Linked DNA regions of Homo sapiens: region 1 is linked to region 2. A link is a contact called in ENCODE Hi-C data. All regions are on one chromosome and are shown on one strand. Each heading gives the region's core, a stretch centred on a gene start or an enhancer-like site at or near the end of the contact. The rest is flanking DNA. Distances are from core to core; before and after follow the strand shown.

Region 1 (3,453 bases), core at 398-2,897, 43 kb before region 2:
ATATTTAGCAATAGAACAGAATAAAGGGTCCAAAAACAGAGCCACAAATGACACAGGCAAAGTCAAATAAGATACAGTTTCTACTTTCAAGAGGTTCAGAGTCTACATGGAGATTCTCAGCAAGTTAAAAATTACAATTCAGTGTGACACATACTACTAGAGCCCAGATACAGGGTCTCCAGCCCACCTGAGGAGATGGATCTACAAAGTTTCCCTAGGGGAGGTATTGTCTGGGCTGAATGCTGAAAGATTAATCAGAGTTTGCACGATGAAGAGGTGAGAGTCATTGGTAGAAACATATGGGGAGGAGCAGAGACACAGATGAGCATGAGACAGCCTGGTCTCCACACAGACCTGGAGAACGGTGCATGCCGGAGTGTGGAGAGGCAGGAGAACGGAGAGGAAAACCAGCAGCCACATTGTGACAAGCTTTATGTACTAAGACAAAGGGTTGGAATTCATTCCACAGGTGATCAAAAGCCATTGAAAACTTATACACAGGGCTGTGACATGGTCATTTTTGTGTTCTGAAATGTCATTCCACTAGAAGGATAAAAAAAACAACAAAGGTAAATTAGGATTGGAGGTAGCAAGACCAGTCAGGATGCTATTGAAATATTCCAGTTGGGACATAGTGGAGCCTTAACCTACCCTAAACCTTAACCTAAGTGAGCATATGATATATTAGAGGGATGTGTGAAAGGCATAATCAGGAGGAATTGATAACTTATTAGATGTGTGGTGGAGAAAACATAGGAAATGACTTACAGGGTTTTATTTTCTTGCCTCTTTTTTTCTATCATATGTAACCTAAATTATCTGGTTTACATTTAAAAGTGAAAACAAAGCCCTCTTTGAGTAGGTGACCCCATACAAGCACAGAAGCTAGTAAATCTACAGGGTACTACGCTCACCACCACCTGGGTGACTGATTGACTGATTCAATCATACTCCAAACCTCGACATCACTCAACATACCCATGTAACACATCTGTACATGTACCCTCTGATTCTAAAAGTTGAAAGAAAATAAAAGAATCTGGAACTGAGATTTAGGAAGGTCAATTCTAAGCAGATGCAAGATGAACAGTAACATGACTGTGAACTTCTCACAACCTGGCAGGTATTGGCACAGCCCTGAGAAAAACGTCGTGGTGCACTTCACTCACAGCACTGCAATATCTCCTACTGTGTCCAGTTCATATTCATTTGCCTGCAGGGAATTCTTAGATCCTGCCCACCAAGTGTGTAACGGAGTATTTACCCAGCAAAGGCGCAGAATGTGATTCTGGAATTGTGCTTGGCCTCAATGGGGGTTAAAATGAAAACACTCTGAGCCAGTAAAAGGAGACATCAGCACACCTCAATCCAAGCTTCCATTTTTTCCTTTCCTAGTAAAGCTGTAAGGCCCTTACTGGTCTGCAAATGATTTATCTGTTTCAAGTCCTGCCAAACTTTGGACCAGCTCTCTCCAGACACTAGACTATAAATGGCTGAAGAAATAACAGGAAAGAAGCAGAGTTGAAAGGCCAGTGGGCAACTGGTTTTCTTTAGCTCTGTCTGAACTGAATAATCAGCCAACTGGGGTCAGCCCAGTCATGTGAATCCCACCTTTTGTTACTCAGGGAGACAACTCATGTGACCTCATCTCAGAGCAGTCACTGGGACTGGCAACGTTCTCAAGAGTCTTAAGCCCCACCGCATATATTCCTAAGAGCCACCAAGACTACTGTTTATTTCTTCATAAGCCACAAAGAACATTCCACTGTACAAAGTCAGCTTATTACAAGTTTTTTTAAGAAAGGAAAAAAAAAGGAGGAAAACCTGGATAATCTCTCATTGGCCTGATCCCATTCTGTTGCAGAAGGAGGAAGGAATGCAGTGTGTGGCTGCTCAAGTGACCCCTGAGAAGCTGGATCCTGGCTGCTCCAGAGGAGGAGCCATCTGTTTATAGGACTGGGTGGTGCCATGGGTAGGGTCAGGCGACAAAACAAACAGCTACAGTAGTTTCTTTCCAAAATCACTGCCTCGCCTACTTTTTGCTATCTGATACTACTGAGATGCCTATTTTCGGAATCAAAAGCACAGACAGCCTTTCTGGAAGCACCTGTTTACCTACTCAAAATAGAACAGAAATAGCCTCAAAACCCCTCCTCTTGCTGTCCTGAAGGAACATGTGAGTCAGACAGAGTTGGGTTGGGACCAGTTCCCAGTGGGGACTGTGGGGAAGAGGCTCTATCGCAGTCATCTGGGCTTTTTCAAACTATACCTCCTATCCCAATTAAAGGGCTATGGCTACTTCCCTCACCACCTTTTGAGAACTCCTGCTGTTGTAAGCCACCAGTTGATGTTGGCATAACCTTCATGTATGCATAGTGGGTGAAGGGGCTCCGAATAGCACTCACTGGCAGGGCAGCAGTTGGAGAAGGCTGCCTGTAGGCTGAAGTCTGATACCCATCTTCTGTGGTCTGAATATAGTTTGTTTGCCCCTACCAAGACTCATGGTGAAGTCTGATCCCCAGTGTTAGAGATAGGGCTTGGTAGGAGGTGTTTGGGTCATGAGGATGGATCCCTCATGAATGGCTTGGTGCCATCCTCACAGTAGTCAATGAGTTCTTGCTCTATTAGTTTCCATAAGAACTGGTTGTTGAAAAGAGCAGGTAATGCCTACTTCTTTTTGCCTTCCCCCATGAGTGGAAGCTTCCTGAGGCCCTCACCAGAAACAGATGCTTATGCCATGACAGGCTGCAGAGCCACGAGCCAAATAAATCTCTATTATTTATGAATTACCCAGCCTCAGATATTCATTAATAGCAGAACAAATGAACTAAGATCCCATCCCTGAAAGAGGTGAGGCAAAATTATAAACCCGATGCGGAATACAAAGCAGAAAATTAAATCAGGACTCAGCAGGCTGTTGGCAAGTAAGAGCTCCAATCACCAAATTAAAACAGAGCAAGAACCAATTACAAAGCCCTATGTTGTTGTGTTAGTCAGTTTGGGCTGCTATTACAAAAATGGGTGGATTAAACAACAGAAATGTATTTCTCAAAGTTCTAGAGGCTGGGAAGTCCAAGATCAGGTGCCAGCATGGTCAGTTCTGGTGAGGGCCCTCTTCCTGGTTTGCAGATGGCCATCTTTTTGCTGAGTCCTCACATGGCAGAGAGCAGAGAGAGAAGCAGCAACCTTTCTCCTATCTCTTCTTATAAGGTCACTAATACTATTGTGAGGACTCCACCCTTATAACCTAATCACCTCCCAAAGGCTCCATCTCCTAATATCATCCCACTAGGGGTTAGGCCTTAAACATACAAATTTGAAAGGGACATAAACATGCAGTCCAAACAGTTACATAGTATACCAGAGATATTTATTGCTTAACAAAATCTATGTGCTTTCTTAAATTTCCAAAACCCCTTGCAGTTAGCAAAGGCCACGTAAACTAGTTCTAGC
Region 2 (3,575 bases), core at 397-2,896:
GCCTTCACTCCTCACCACCAGACATAGGGAAGAAATAAATGATCCTTTGTAAATGTTTTTAATAACCTAAGTTTTAAGGTAGTCAATCCCTTGGGCCCTCAACAACAGGAAATAAAACCTCATTGGTTAGGATTCTACTGAGAAGATAAGAAAAATCAGAGAGTAGTTTAAAATCGGTTTTTGCTATGCACATTTATAATGTAAGCAAAGTTAGAAGGGAACTAGCCATTTTGCAGTAACAAAGCAAATTATACAAGTGTCAGGGATACAAAGAATTCCAGCAATTAATGTATTCATCTCAAATCTAAGAAAACAAGCTCAGAGAGGTTCTCCCCCATCTCCTACTCACCCAGCCAGCAAGCCTGGTGCTAGTCCTAAATCCCCAGGCATCCTGGTGCTCACTTCTTCCTTAAACCAGACATGTAGTAGGTAGGACCTGCCACAAGCTTGTCTAAGAACTTGAGAAATACCTTTGTGCTAACATGAGGCAAACCTTTAACAATAAATTGAACCATATTGAAACTGCTGTTATTCTCAATCAAAAAGTGACAGATATTGGCAGTTCCATATGGTACAAAATACCCATTTCTGAACATTAGTTACAGCTTCTCCGGTAACATTAATCAGCCTCTATAAAATAGAACAGCGGTCTCACAGCATAGAAGCCACAAGACAATGGCCCACCATAACCATCTAGACAGAAACAATAGCAAGTGCCCCTAAAACTCCGAGTTAAACATAAAATAAACGCTTGAGGAAGATTTCAGGCATGTACACAAGCAATTGAGAGACCAAAAGCAAACAATAAAAAAAAAAAACAGGAAGAGCAAGTAAAGTCACCAAGTTACCTATATCAGCATATTTAAACCTCCACAGGAAAAAATAAAATGAGATATCAGCATATCTAAAGGTGAAAGATCTTTTAACTAAAGTAGGGTGGTCAGCAAAATGGGAGAAAAGAGAAGCCACAGAGGCAGAGATTAGCAGTGTATATGGCTGGAAAGTGGGATCTGGGAGGCAACAGACTCCAACTGCTCAGTATCAGTGAAGGTTTTATCCCTAACATCAAACCGAACTCACCAGACTCAGAGACTGGAGCCCTGAACAGCTCAGGTGTCGCCTCCTCCAGGAAGCCTCTTCTCTCTTTGCTCTCTCTCTCCACACAGAGAGATAAAGAGGTGAGCCAATTGACCCCTGTTTCCTGTTGGCCTGAAGGCCCCCAGAGGATAAGGATGGAGTCTCAGTCTGCTATTCCCGGAGGCTGCCCTGAACATATATCAGAGCAAGCACTCAGGAAATGCTGAATGAAAACAAGCGGAAGTTGAATACAATCTCCAGGGCAGAGGGGATGGGAAAGAGAAAATCGACTCAGGTGGCACAGGTGCTTGGAGAGTCAATGGCCTTCCAAACCGCCATAAAGTACTGCTGTGGACGAAAACAAATCTGAGGAACTGGGAGGAGAAAAAGCAGTCACAGGACAAGAAGAAAGAACTGGAAAGAATTACAGGATAAAACTCCCTGAAGTGGTCGGGTCTCCCACAAATGAACCCTGATGCCCAGGACCAATCAACACAGAAACAGGCAGTGCCTCAGTCCCTGGCCAGCATCCCTGAGAGTGCGTGTTCAGCCACTGACTCAAGTCTTGGAGAAAGAAGGAACCCAGCATGTCACCATGTGGGAATGAGGAAGAGGAGCCCTGTGTGGATGGTGGGGAAGCTCAGAGAGGCTAAAATAAACACAAGGCACTGCAACTTGTGGCATGGAGGCCTAGGGATGTGGCAGGGATTCTAACTGAAGAGTATGGCAGGGACCGGGCTGAGAAGGGGCTGGGGGAAGGGTTTGCAGCCGGCCAAGCCCAGAGGGAAGCCACCACCACCACTCATGCCACACAGCAAGCCGCTCTCCAGCAATTAATATGAGACACAGGCAGAAACTCAGTTCCTACACAGGTCCAACTGTCAAAGCTCCCCTTACTCTACTTGGTCTCACCAGTGAAGGCATTTCTAGGCTCTTACAGAGCCACAGTTTCTGCTGTGTCTGCCATGCAGTGTCCTCAGGGACAGACCCTCAGAGCCTATTCCAGCTTCGAGGGGCATTCTAGAAAACTGTCTCTGTAAATAAGTGTATCTGATGTCTGGATTAGGAAAGGGAAGATACATAAGCCAGCATTTTCCCCTTTCAGCTCACATCCTTAAAAAGTCAAAGTCTGACAGTGTTTGTGGCTCTTTGTCCCTTCAGATGCACTGTGTTCTGATGTTTCCTTAAATCCACTCCCTAACACGGCAGAGCAGGGGCCAGTGAAAAGCACAGGCCCTGGAGTCAGCCTCCTGGGTCCAGAGCCCAACCCCACTACTGACTCTTGAACTTCCGCAAGCCACCTTCCCTGCAAACCTTAGTTTCCTCATCTTAAAATGGGAATAGTATCAAACTTTTGCTTCAAGGGATGTTGTAATAAATAAATGCAATTACACAGTTAGCGTATTATCATATGATTATTGCTGTTCTTGTTACTATTACTACTACTGTTACTATTATTACATAAGGAGTCTTCAGTTACTTCACCACTAATTAGAAAATCTTTGATAAAACAAGATCCCAAATTCTATTGCTGTGCCTCAAAACTATACTTATTCCAATATCAAAAATGCATTTTGGAGAAAAGATTTTTTTTTAATGAGCAGGGGGTAACACACATGCATGTAATAAACCTCCAGATTTAAAAGTGGCCATAAACCCTGTTTAGTTATATCCATCTCCGAAGCCATAGAAACATTAAGAGGAGTGATGAGTCAAAGAGTTACCTATATCTGATAATGCCCTTCTTTCAATGAAATGCATCTACAAACATAACAAATCCATGTGGCTCTTCCACTGGAAAGACTTCAGGTAAAGAATCCATAACCAGCCCCTGGTGGCGTGCGTGACAGTCTCCACACATCTCCAAAATTAACACTTTAGCTAAATTCTCTCCACATGGGATAGAATTGCTCTGCCACTGTCTGAAAATGCGTATGTATGTCTTCTTTCTTTGTGAGAAGTTTCTACATGAGATGCAGAAATTACCATCTCTACGGCTATTGGAAAATGTTGGCTCATTTTATAGCTGCTGGCATAGATTTTTCCAGAGATTTAAGTTTCACTCCTCCGGTCATAATGAATCACATCTGTGTATTTGTACAACATTTCTCCCTTCTTCCATTCACTGAAAGTATCCCTGCCTGTGAATGTGTAGGTTTACTCTGCTCTGCAATATTTTTTAGGTAGTGAGATTTTGTCCTAGCAGTATAAATTAGTATAAAATTCAAAAGATATACTGAAGAAATATTTGTAAGAGTACACGCTTCATTCATATATGCCAATTTTGAGTGTGTCCCAAACACCTACATGTTTAATCAGTTTATGCTGGACAGCGCAATTTAGTCATGGACATGTTCTTCTATCTGCCAACTACCATCAAGTCTACTGAAAAAAGAGCTAGCACATGCTTGGTACATACCTAAAATTCAAAAGCATAAAGAAAGGAAGGGCTCTTGGTACTCCAAAAAGAACATTTTTCTTCCAAACCAATCCTGAAC

Evidence for each region. A loop is a pair of places that touch in the nucleus more often than their neighbours do. Pooled maps may share reads with other maps.
Region 1: a map of ascending aorta shows a loop between it and region 2 (6-fold over the local background). The contact joins two enhancer-like sites. A Hi-C loop is called at or near these places in 4 of 168 maps with a recorded cell type or tissue (CD4-positive, alpha-beta T cell, aorta, ascending aorta and 1 more) and 4 of 50 pooled maps.

What each region holds. Positions count from the first base shown.
Region 1 is chr2:17,975,690-17,979,142 of GRCh38, reverse strand. No RefSeq gene overlaps it. Among named protein-coding and RNA genes, the nearest start is that of KCNS3, 99 kb to the right of the region's middle. Within about 2 kb of position 1,647, at least 11 of the 41 ENCODE cell types and tissues checked have a DNase peak (open chromatin) inside an H3K27ac peak, as active enhancers do; they include ascending aorta, where a contact is called at or near this core.
Region 2 is chr2:17,933,007-17,936,581 of GRCh38, reverse strand. No RefSeq gene overlaps it. Among named protein-coding and RNA genes, the nearest start is that of KCNS3, 56 kb to the right of the region's middle. Within about 2 kb of position 1,646, at least 2 of the 41 ENCODE cell types and tissues checked have a DNase peak (open chromatin) inside an H3K27ac peak, as active enhancers do; they include ascending aorta, where a contact is called at or near this core.